2 separate regions of the Homo sapiens genome follow, and region 1 is linked to region 2. The links are chromatin contacts, found by Hi-C or POLR2A ChIA-PET in ENCODE. All regions are on one chromosome and are shown on one strand. Each heading gives the region's core, a stretch centred on a gene start or an enhancer-like site at or near the end of the contact. The rest is flanking DNA. Distances are from core to core; before and after follow the strand shown.

What was found. Hi-C counts contacts between places; a loop is a spot of excess contacts on that map. ChIA-PET counts read pairs that join two places held with the same protein, here RNA polymerase II (POLR2A). Pooled maps may share reads with other maps.
Region 1: a loop to region 2 is called in a pooled map, with 10 times the contacts of the local background. The contact joins the promoter of DNAJC14 here to the promoter of TMBIM6 in region 2. A Hi-C loop is called at or near these places in 1 of 168 maps with a recorded cell type or tissue (naive thymus-derived CD4-positive, alpha-beta T cell) and 4 of 50 pooled maps. POLR2A ChIA-PET finds 5 or more read pairs at or near these places in 2 of 52 experiments (WTC11 and activated T-cell).

What each region holds. Positions count from the first base shown.
Region 1 is chr12:55,828,035-55,833,259 of GRCh38, forward strand. DNAJC14 (DnaJ heat shock protein family (Hsp40) member C14) reads right to left here and starts at 1,553. Exons shown (of 7, transcript NM_032364.6): 1 at 1,455-1,553; 2 at 1-680. The coding sequence starts at 624. It also overlaps the pseudogene TMEM198B. RefSeq lists a silencer at 1,491-1,600 and enhancers at 2,129-2,866, 2,821-3,020.
Region 2 is chr12:49,739,129-49,745,066 of GRCh38, forward strand. TMBIM6 (transmembrane BAX inhibitor motif containing 6) reads left to right here and starts at 2,429. Exons shown (of 10, transcript NM_003217.3): 1 at 2,429-2,483. RefSeq lists enhancers at 1,996-2,125, 2,054-2,745, 2,366-2,685.

The DNA.
Region 1 (5,225 bases), core at 303-2,802, 6.1 Mb after region 2:
CCGAGTATCCTCCTTCGTTGGAAAGCGGTGCCGCTGTCTCCGGGATGGGGGTTTCTTTCCGCTGGACACACGTGAAAAATCACTGGGGAACTTGAGAGATTCTTCATCATCATATTCCTCTTCCAACTCATCTTCCCCCAAAGCTGGAGAGGTACAGTGGTGGCAAAAGTTGCTAGAAGAACCATTTCCTCCCTCAGAGTAAGGCCCTTCTGGAATTCCAGGTGTTCCCTGGCAGTTGCAAGCAGATGGAATGGAAAGAAAAGAGTTCCCATCCTTCTGGTTCCCAGTCTCGTTTTCTTTTGAGAGTTCCTGGTCCACTCCTGATTCTTCTTCTGAAGACGTCTCACTCTGATCAGGGTCCTCTGCATCTCTAGGTGGTCCTGGACCCCCTGGGGGGCCATGGCTTGGGTCCAACCAATGGGCTGGGTTTGGGTGCTGTGTGTGCTTAGGACCAGAGTGCTCTGTGAGGCAGCGGGTACCATTAGGAGCAGTCCCTGCTGAGTCCCTGAGTCCTGAGAATGAAGGTATTTCAGGGTCCACGGAGGGTCCTAAAGTCCTGAGGGAGGCACCACCACTGTGGTGGGCTCCATACAACCCTCTTTCTCCGGGGTGCTTCTGGGCCATGACCCCGGGGCTTCCTGAGGGTCTTAGGTCACAGCCATCATGGTGTGTTCTGATGCCTGTAACAGATATCAAGGTGGAGACAGTCAAGGATGAGACCAAGAGAGGAATTAAACAATCTCAAATAGTGGACACATTTAATTCATCCACCTCCCTTGTTTTCCCAAGTTCTTTTGGGGCATTCGCTATTCCTAGCAATAAGCCAAAACTAGACTCACCACAACCCTGCTTGCTCCCTCCCCTCTCCTCCAAATCACTTAAGTTTTTCTTCTTTCCCCAGAAAACTATAACCTTCAATCAGGGAAACAGGGAGGTACCGTAAAGGGTGTGGTCGGGGGAGGGTGGGTCACTCTTAGGAAAATGGGAAAGACCGCCGGAAAGGGGGCCACAGACTTCCAGTAATGGGTGGGGGCCATGCGGCCCTGGAGGAAAATCTGGGGGCGGAGCTTAGGGCTGCCCCTAAGAAAGACTAACAGGGAACCCACCGGCTGTGTAGAAGGGACGAAGGTGGCCGGGCACCGTGGCTCACGCCTGTAATCCCAGCACTTTGGGAGGCCGAGGCCGGCGGATCACGAGGTCAGGAGTTCGAGACCAGCCTGGCCAACATGGTGAAACTCCGTCTCTACTAAAAATACAGAAATTCGCCAGGCGTGGTGGCGCGCACCTGTAGTCCCAGCTACTCGGGAGGCTGAGGCAGAAGAATCGCTTGAACCCGGGAGGTGGAGGTTGCAGTGAACCGAGATCGTGCCACTGTACTCCAGTCTGGGTGACAGAGCGAGACTCCATCTCAAAAAAACAAAAAAAAACGAAAAAAAAAAAAAAGACGGACGTACCGAAGAACGGCGGTAACTCCTCCCCCTCGAGCCGCCCGGCCTGGGGCCAGGGTGAGCTACGAGAGCCGCTCTCCCGGCTCCGCCTCCCGCTCACGCTCTGCTTCCGCCTTCCGTCCCCGCGGCCGCCGGCGACCTGGGCCTACTTCCACTTCCGGGGTCACCAGGGAAGAGACGGGAAGGAAAAGAAATAGCGGTTGGCTGAGAGGCAAGCCAATCCAGCTAGGGCTGCGTCGACTCCAAGGAGGCGGTCCTAAGGAAGTACTGGCCCCGCCATTTAAAGGCCCCTCCCTCCGCGTGTGGGAATGGGATTCCCGCAGGTTGCACCGCAGGAAGCAAGGCAGGTGGACTCTGCACCAATGCCTGCAGACTAAGGGCAGACTCTCAGGATTGCTCTGGGTGTATTCCTAGGCTTTGTATTCCTGGGAGATGGAGGGCAGCCACCGAGCCACATATAGTCTTTTTCCCTTGCAGACAAAACCAGGGAGCTCAGAAGAGTCACTGCCCTGATCCCTTCCGTGCCGGCAGCTGCGAGGACACAGGCCCCTTTGTATCCTGCGGTGCGGAGGTGGAGCAGAGGAGAGGGTGCCCCGGCTGGCCCCCTCCCTCGCCCCGCAGCACTGCCCCTCCTTTCACAGCAACCCACGGCCTCCCCCGCGCTTGACCCAGCTGGCGAGCTGCCCCTTATACCTGGATCCGCCCCTCGGGTCGCAGCTCCCCAGGCCCGATCACCGAGCGGTGCCTAGGAACTGGGAGCGTAACTTGGCTCGGCTCAGAACTTTGCCCGTGAGCCAAAGAACACTGAACTCATCTACCTGCTGCTTGACATCTCATCTGCATACCAAGCTATTTGGTGGACGTCCACAAGCGCCCCCGCCCCCACGTAGACCCAGTTGGGTCCCCGTTCCGTCGGTCCCCTCCTCTGCACACGCCTCTAGCCTTATACCCCGTCTTGATCCGAAAGTTTTTCCACCCATGAACCCCCAGTTGGCGCTCCCCGACCAGCAAAAGCCCCTTCCCTGGTCCACGATCCCGACCACCCGGTTCTCCAGGAGACAATACTCCAATTCTCTGGAAAGTGGAAGAAACCAAGCTGAAGCTAGGGGGGCGCTGGGACCCCTATTGGGGCTTTGAGAGCTTCCGGTTGTCATCTCCTAAGTATTCGGAGACCCTTCTCCAAAACTCTTGGGGTGACCCTCAAGACTCTTACCTGCTATATAGTTGGGGGTCTCTGGTCCTGGACTAGAGCAGTAGGCAACCTGGGTCCCCCCACACACACGGGAAAGAATTGGAGGGGCCTGCCTTGTGATGTCACCCCTCCTCCCCCCACCGCGCGCACGCGCGCGCGCACACACACAAACACAAACACACACCCCAACACACACGCCCTGTCCCCTTTCTCCACCCTGCAAGCTAGTTGCATTTAGCTCACAGAGCCTGGGCTGCGACTTGAAAGAGTTTAGGCAGCAACAGAGTGACCCTGGGGGTGCTCTTGACCGACAGCCGCACCCCCGGCGTCTAGGACCTCCGAGCAGGGATGCATCTGGAGGTCTAGGGAAGCACTTCCACCCCCTCCTCTCCTCAATCCTGGCAGGATGGTGAGTAGTTAACATCCCCTCCCCAACCCCCGCTTGTCCAGGGTCCCCAGACTTCCAAGCAGATTGAGGAGAGGAGCTCCGAGAGTCAACCCTCCAGCCTGTAAGGACCTTGATATCCAAAGGACAGCTGAAGAAAGTAATGTGCCTGCATTTTTGCCACTTCATTCCCACAGTGCCCGAAATGCCAGCTCCTCCTTGGTGTTCTCCTTTCAGGATTTGAATTCAAATCCCATTGGCAGCCCTGATACCGCTGGGGGAAGGGTGAGGTAGGAAAAGTCCCACCAATATCCTAAGGGGAGGTGCGAGTGGCTACCAGGATGTGAGATGTCTGTGGGCAAAGTCCCTGCTTATTCCATGAGGGGCTGTGGGATTAGGACTGTGGCTGGATGCCTCTTCCTCCAACAACTCCATCTCAGCATGAAGCTGAGGCTTTAAAACCCTGACAAACTGTGGGTGACTGTCTCTACTTAATTCCTCCTCCCAAACTCTTGGTGTCTGGTTTTTTCCCTCTTTCTGCCCTGGGCCTGGAGCAGCTGTCCAGAGACCCCCACCATGACTCATACTCTCCTGTTCTCCCTCCCTCTCCCCTCTCTATTAACCTCACCCTTCCCAATCCAGTGGGGTAGTATTAAGTCCCAGTCGCAGATGGGGCAATAATGTCCCAGCACCCCTCCCTCCACACACCCAGGGCTTCCTGTTCTTTCCACCCTCACCCTGAAGAGCTGCAGGGTGGTGGGGGGAGGCAAAGGCTCATTACTTTATAAGATTTTCATTACTTTATAAGATTTCATTTTACATTTTACTTAAGTGTACTTGTTTCAGAGAGTGGTAAAGACAGATCCTGCTCCTCTCAATCCAATCCTGTAGATTTCTTCAGTTACCTCAACAGGGTCATACTGGCTCCTGAAATGGGCACCATTATTTAAAAGAAATAGAGGTACAGAGTCCTCAAGATTTATGGGCACCTGAGTTTCTGCCCCGTGCCCCGCTGCAGGTTTCCCAATCCCCTAAAGACATTCATGGATGGGTGAGAGGAGCTGACACCTCCCGCTCTGTGACCACTTTCTCTTTGGCCATGGAGGAAGTCTTGCTGCCCCTGGCTGTGACATCTGACCCCAGGCCCTTTAATCAACAACTCCCAGAGCCTCCAGACCCAAGATGTGTTTTGGAACCCCAGGACAATCCTGAACTGGCACTTGCCCTGGTGTGTGCCCTTTGCTGCTGCTTTGGAATCATCTACTGCTGCTTCAGTGAGGGCAGGGCCAAGGACCTGGGGGGCCATTGCCCAAGACTGTCATCCTCAAGGATGATGCCAGCTTTCCTCCTTGCTCCTGGGCCATCTCACCTCCTCTGCCAGGGGTTCCTACCTCTAGTGTGGCCCATGTTGCTCTGGCTGTATTCCTAGGCCCATGTTGCTCTTGCCAGCTTCTTGTCCATCCTCCATGCCCATGCCTTCCAGCTTTCACCTCTGGCATCTATCATTTGCTCTTCTCTTAACTCCTACCTGAAAACCCCATTCCTAAATTATTCACTATATTTCAGACTTCTTCACTCTTCTCCAAAAACCTGAATCAGCTTGTGCTGATTTTTTCCTATCTGCTATCCCTAAAAGGACTAGACCTTCTTTCTATCCTTACTCCCCTCAATGTATCCATCTTACCTCTTGATTTTCCCTCCCATTCCCTCACAGTTCCTGAAACAGTGCCCCCCCCCGACCCTAAGCGACCCCTTTCTGCCCCTGGCCTTGAGGTCCCTTGACGTGCTGCTCCTGTCTTCTGCTCCTCTAGTGAGCCATTCCTCTCCCTTGGAATTCATCAGAGTCATCCCTGTAGAGCCCCCTTCCTGCCTCTCAATTCCTCCTGCCTCACTTCCCAGGCTACTGCTGCTTCAAGACAGTGACGTTTCTCTCCGGTCAGCTGTCAGGAGCGCTGGTGAGCTTCCTACTGTGCCACAAGGTGCGGGTGCTGGAGACACAGCTGAGCCTGGAAATGAGAGTGGGCATCGCCGTGGTCATCATGACTCCTCTGCGGCGTGGTCACCATGTTGGTTCACTGTGTTGGGCTCTTATTGACGGGTCTCCTGCTAGGCCTGACCTTGGGTGCCGGAGCCCTGCTGGCTTCTGAGCCTATCTACCAACCACCTTCAGCCTGGGTGCCAGCTGGGGGGCTGGTGGGGC
Region 2 (5,938 bases), core at 1,179-3,678:
GGTGTACCGGGACTCTAAAAAGAACTTGTTTGTATAATGCTATTCTATACAAGGTATGTAGCCCAGGAAATGACCAACCTGATGTGTGTTATGACCCATCTGAGCCTCCCATGACCACAGTTTTTAAAATAAGATTAAGGACTGAGGACTGGTGGGGAGGACTCATAAATGATACGAGTAAAGTGTTAGCCAAAACAAAAGAAAAAGGGGTGCCCAAACAAGTCACCTTGAAGTTTGATGCCTGTGCTGTCATTAATAGCAATAAGTTAGGAAGGGGATGTGGCTCTTTTAGTTGGGAAAAAGGCTATATGACCGAAAATAAGTACATTTGTCATGAATGAGGACTGTGTGAAAATGAATGTGGATACTGGTCTTGTGTCATTTAGGCCACTTGGATAAAAAATGAAAAGGATCCAGTCCACCTTCAGAAAGGAAAAAATGGCTCTTCCTGTACTAAGGGACAATGTAACCCCTTAGAGCTAGTAATAACCAATCCCCTTGATCCTCGCTGGAAAAAAAGGGGAGCGTGTGACCTTAGGAATCGACAGGGCTGGACTGGATCGTCGAGTAAATATCTTAGTTCGAGGAGAAGTCTGTGGAAAATTTAACCTTACCAATTGCTGCCTGCACATAGATGATCAGAGGCAAGTAGTCGAAGATATAGTTAAAGACATGACGAAACTGGCACATGTGCCTGTACAAGTGTGACACGGATTTGACCCTGAAGCTATGTTTAAAAATGGTTCCCAGTGCTAGGAGGATTTAAAACTCTTATAATAAAAATTATAGTAGTAATAGCCTGCTTACTGATCCCTTATTTACTATCTGTACTCATTCAAATGGTAAAAGGTTTCATCACTACTCTAGTTCACCAGAATGCTTCAGCACAAGTGTACTACATAAATCACTATCGATCTGTCATGCAGGAAGACATAGGTAGTGAAGATGAAGGTGAGAACTCCCACTAATAAAATGAGTGAGAGTCTCAAAGTGGGGGAATAAGGGAGGAGACCACCCCTCATATTGTCTTATGCCCAATTTCTGCCTCCAAAGAAAGAAGTAGTAAAAACTAAAAGGCAGAAATGAAATCCACAAGCAGACAGCCAGGCACCACACCCTGGGCCTCGTAGTTAAAGATCGACCCCTGACCTAATCGGTTATGTTATCTATAGATTACAGACATTGTATAGAAAAGCACTGTGAAAATCCCTGTCCTGTTCTGATCTAATTACCGGTGCATGCTTGCTCAATCGATCACTACCCTCTCAAGCGGATCCCTTTAGAGTTGTGAGGCCTTAAAAGGGACAGGAATTGCTCACTCAGGGAGCTCAGCTCTTGAGACAGGAGTCTTGGCCGATGCTCCTGGCGGAATAAACCGCTTCCTGCTTTAACTCGGTGTCTGAGGGGTTTTGTCTGCGGCTTGTCCTGCTACACTACAGCAAAAATTAGGTTGTATTATAGAAAATTAACTTTTTTGGTTTTTTTGAGACGGGGTCTCGCTCTGTCTCCCAGGCTGGAGTGCAGTGGCACCATCTCGGCTCACTGCAACCTTCACCTCCAGGGTCAAGCAATTCTCCTGCCTCAGCCTCCCGAGTAGTTGGGATTACAGGCACACGCCACCACGCCCAGCTAATTTTTTAAATTTTTAATAGAGATGGGGTTTTACCATGTTAGCCAGGCTGGTCTCAAACTCCTGGCCTCAAGTGATCTGCCCACCTCAGCCTCCCAAAGTGCTGGGATTACAGACGTAAGCCACCACGCCCAGCCGAAAATTAACTTCTATTAATTGCATACCTGGGTTTGCCTACTGAGAATCATACCCTGGATATTTGTATTCTTTACTGAAAAGAACTGTTCTATCTTTCCAGAAAGTGGTTTCCTAAATTCTGGTTTTCCTCCTGGAATCCTGCTATTTCCTTCTCGCATACTCTAGAGAAATCGAAGTGTTTTCAAAGGTGCTCTGAAGCTTACGCTCCACTAGTTTCACAGTAAATCGCCCCTTGCGAGGGCGCTTTTTTTTTTTTTTTAATGTGTTCTCTGAATCGCTTTCCCCCTTTAACACTGCATGACAAGACTAAAGCCAGAATCCCAAGACTGCAGCGCTACCCCTTCACAAGCCGTCGGGCTGTCCCGGGCGGGGCCGGCCCATTTTCACTTTCTCCACTAGAGGCAGCAGCGCACCGTGACCCTGGCTTACTACGGTAAGAAAGCGGAGACCTTTTGCTTCGAGGCGGTTGGTGGCCAGTAGTCTTGATCGACAAGCTCAGGCCTCTGAACTAAGCAGCCGCTGTTTATGCACGTACAGCCAATGGAAAGGCAGGAGTGCGGCCAACGGCCAATGAGGACTGGTCTTAAGCGGACCACAGGGCGGGGTTTCCCTCGAGAGGCGAACGCCGGGTAAAAGATCGGGAGCGGAAGTGGGCGAGTCAGAGCACATCCGGTGTTAGAAGCGCTGGTAGGCCTTGGAGAGGCGGGTTAGGAAGGTACGTCTGAACCTAGTACTGGGCGAACTGGGAGTGAGAAATGGAAAGGGAGTTAGCAGTTACTGTCTGAGCAAGAGTGGCAGTAGCTTCCTTCTGCGGACAGATGGCACCCTGAAGGAACGAGGCCCTGCTCGGAGACCAGACTCGGGAAAACAGGGTGTGGAGGGAAGCTAGGGAACTAGTGCTGCGCGTGCGCAACAGTGCTGAAGCGGGGGTGGGGCGGAGGCGAGTCTGCGGGGGTTTTGGGGGGTGTCGAGGCCTCTATTCTGCCCCAGAGCGCTGGCGAAGGCCCCTTCTCAGCCCGCCTTTTCCTTTCTCCCGCTCCTTCTCCTCTACTAAGTGTAGACGCAGGGCCCCTTGGCCTAGCTTCGATCGTTCGAATTCAGAGCACGTCCTTCCGAGGTGAAGGAACGCGAAACTCCACCCATCCGATTGCTGTTCGGCTGCGGGCGGGTCCTTTGGTCGGGCTGACCCTGGGTGAGCGGCCCGGAGCCAAGACTCGAGGTAGGGCCTGGCGGGCGGGTGATGTCACACTCCTCTGTGACACGCGAGGCTCCTCAGTTACTTAGCCAACGGCAGAGGCGGGAAGTGAGAGGAGTCTGGGGCTGGGGCTGCCTTCCAGGCCCACGGGGCGGCCCCGCTCTTTTCGGATTGGTTACCTTTGGGCAGGTGAGGTGGCTTTGCTTTGCTTGGTCTTGAGGTTTTGTGGGCGTCTTTCTAAGTCTGCTCAGCAAGGGCGTCGTTGGGCAGTTTTTATCTTGGGCCTACTTGCTGGACCTGTGGTAACAAGTAGGCTTTGGTATCTTTGTATATTTACTGAGTGTAGAATTACTACCCGGTGCCAGCCCGGGCTGCTTGGGGTCATCAGCCTTTCATTGACCACCCCCACAACAAAAATCACTATGAACTTGAGACTGTGTTCTAGCAACTTGTGAATGTGTAACCCAGTAGAAGGGCTGACTGTGCTTGAAACAGACAAGGATTTTAAGGTCAAAGGTAAATAAATGGCAAATGGACTTTTCTAGTTACTTATTGATATTTATTTACAGTTTATCTTTTGTATGTGTGGTTTAAGAATTGAATTCTGGAAAGATACCGGAATTGCATAAACACATTTCTTATGACCTGCGTATACACACTTTTTTCTGTAATTATTGTATTTACACTCTTTGGTGTTTTCTTATTCTTTGTGTCTAATATTTTTGTTCTGGCCTAAAGAATATGTTGACATTTAGATTCTCTGCCGCCACTTTCCTCCAGTAGGGACAGAATAGTTGAACCCTTGAGAAATACAATCTGTACTTTTGATCCATAGTTTGCTTCTTCCGTTATTTATCTGGTTGTGGAAACATGGTTTAGTACCTTCCTCCTCTTTTTTTTTTTTTTTTTTTTTGAGGCAGAGTCTCACTGTCGCCCAGGCTAGAGTGCAGTGGCGCAGTCATGGCTCACTTGAACCTTGACCTCTCCTGGCTTAGGTGATCCACCCCAGCCTCCTGAGTAGCTAGGACCACAGGTGGACGTCACCAGCTCCAGCTAATTTTTGTATTTTTTGTGGAGATGGGGTATCACCATGTTGCCCAGGCTTACCAACTCCAGAACTCAAGCGATTTATTTATTTATTATTATTATTATGTTTTTTTTTTGAGACAGTCTCACTCCCTTACCCAAGCTGGAGTGCAGTGGTGCAATCTCGGCTCACTGCAACCTCCGCCTCCCTGGTGCATTCAATTCTCATGCCTCAGCCTCCTAAGCAGCTGAGATGACAGGCGCGCACCACCATGCCCAGCTAATTTTTGTATTTTTAGTAGAGACGGGCTTTTGCCAAGTTGTCCAGCCTGGTCTCGAACTCCACACCTCAAGCGATTCGCCCGCCTTGACCTCCCAAATTGCTAGGATTACAGGTGTAATCCTTTCCTAAAGAAAAAGAGTCATCTCTCCTGAAGAATAAGAAAAGGTAAAATTAATCTAGATACTTAGCATTTTCAAGTTATTTTCCCTGATTATAGATATAGTTCGCGCTCTTTATACAAATGCTGAAAATGCAGAAAAATGTCATAGGAATCAATGTATGTTTTGGGAGGGTTTTTTTGTTTTAAAGATTTGTTTTCACCTATGGCTGAAACTTTTGAAAGCTTATATAAATGAAAGCTTATTTTTCTACTGTAGGATGGAATAGTAAAAAGAGCACTAGACTATAGTGGTCAGAAGACCCCAAATCTGGTTCTGGCTCTGCTATTTAACTTTCTAATGTTGGTCAAATCAATACTAATGTTTGTTTTAGTACTTTACGTTGATTTCACACAGATTTTCTTATTGGCATTCAGTAGAGCAGGTATTGATCATCATCGTTATCTTACAGATGAGGAAGCTGAAATAACCTTAGGTAAAATGATTTTTCCTAGGTTATATAGTAGAAAGTGGCAGCACTTGTGACACCAAATCCTGTCCTCTTGCCACTATTACATTGCCTTTTTGAACTTAAAAAAGATGTATAAAATGGGCCTAATCTTTCCCTTTCCTTGTGGGTTGATGTGTGAGGATTGAAGGTGATACATATATAAAAGCACCTTAAAAGTTATAAATTTTATATAAATATAGTCAGGAGTATTAGTATAGAAGGTACTACTGCTGGCCTGACGAGTTTCATTTTATTTCGTAAACTGCCCAAGGGTATTAATTTTCTCTAGAGAAACCATTGAATATTCTGATGCTCTAACTTCTGATTTTTTTTCCTTTACTACTTTGACCTGGTTGTAGAATCTGGTAGAAATGTCTTCTACCACTCTGTTTTGTTCCCCCAGAGTTTCTAACCAAACTGCATGCAGCCCTTCGTAGTTTTTATACACATTTTGTTTTCCAAAGATGGTGTTCGAGACCAAGGAGAGAAAGGCTGTCTCCTTGACTTAAAGGTTACCTAAGTGACCCCTTGAGGTAGGTTCCACTCTGAGCCAGCTGGGGAATGTTGATTTGAGGTTACAGCACTCTTGATCTGATAATAGGGTCTAAATTTGCTCTAGAGACTTTGTAGTGCTTAAATCTTGGGGATAGCTGAGCTGAACCAGATGCAAGCTCTGCCCTCAGGGTGAGAAGTTTCTGCACAATTAACTGGAATCCAAAACACGTGAAAAAGGAGCTTCACCAGTGAGGGTGAAGTGGGTATGCTGTTTGTCTTAATTTATGTGTGCTCCCCATTTGGGCTAAATATGGTGTTATTAGGGAGGGATTACTGGTTTATACTGGAAGAAGATTATGTATTTAGGATTTTGGGGCCTTCTTAGGATTCAGTATCTGTCAAACGTTATAGAGAGGGAGATGAAGTAGTGTCAACGTTTGGTACAAAAAATAATTTACTGAAGGCAGTAGGCATTTCATCTCCAGTTACTGGTTTGGTTTTGAGGCAGCCCCCTGGAGGAGATGGATTCAGTATTAGCTAATCCAGGGATTTGGGTCCAAGT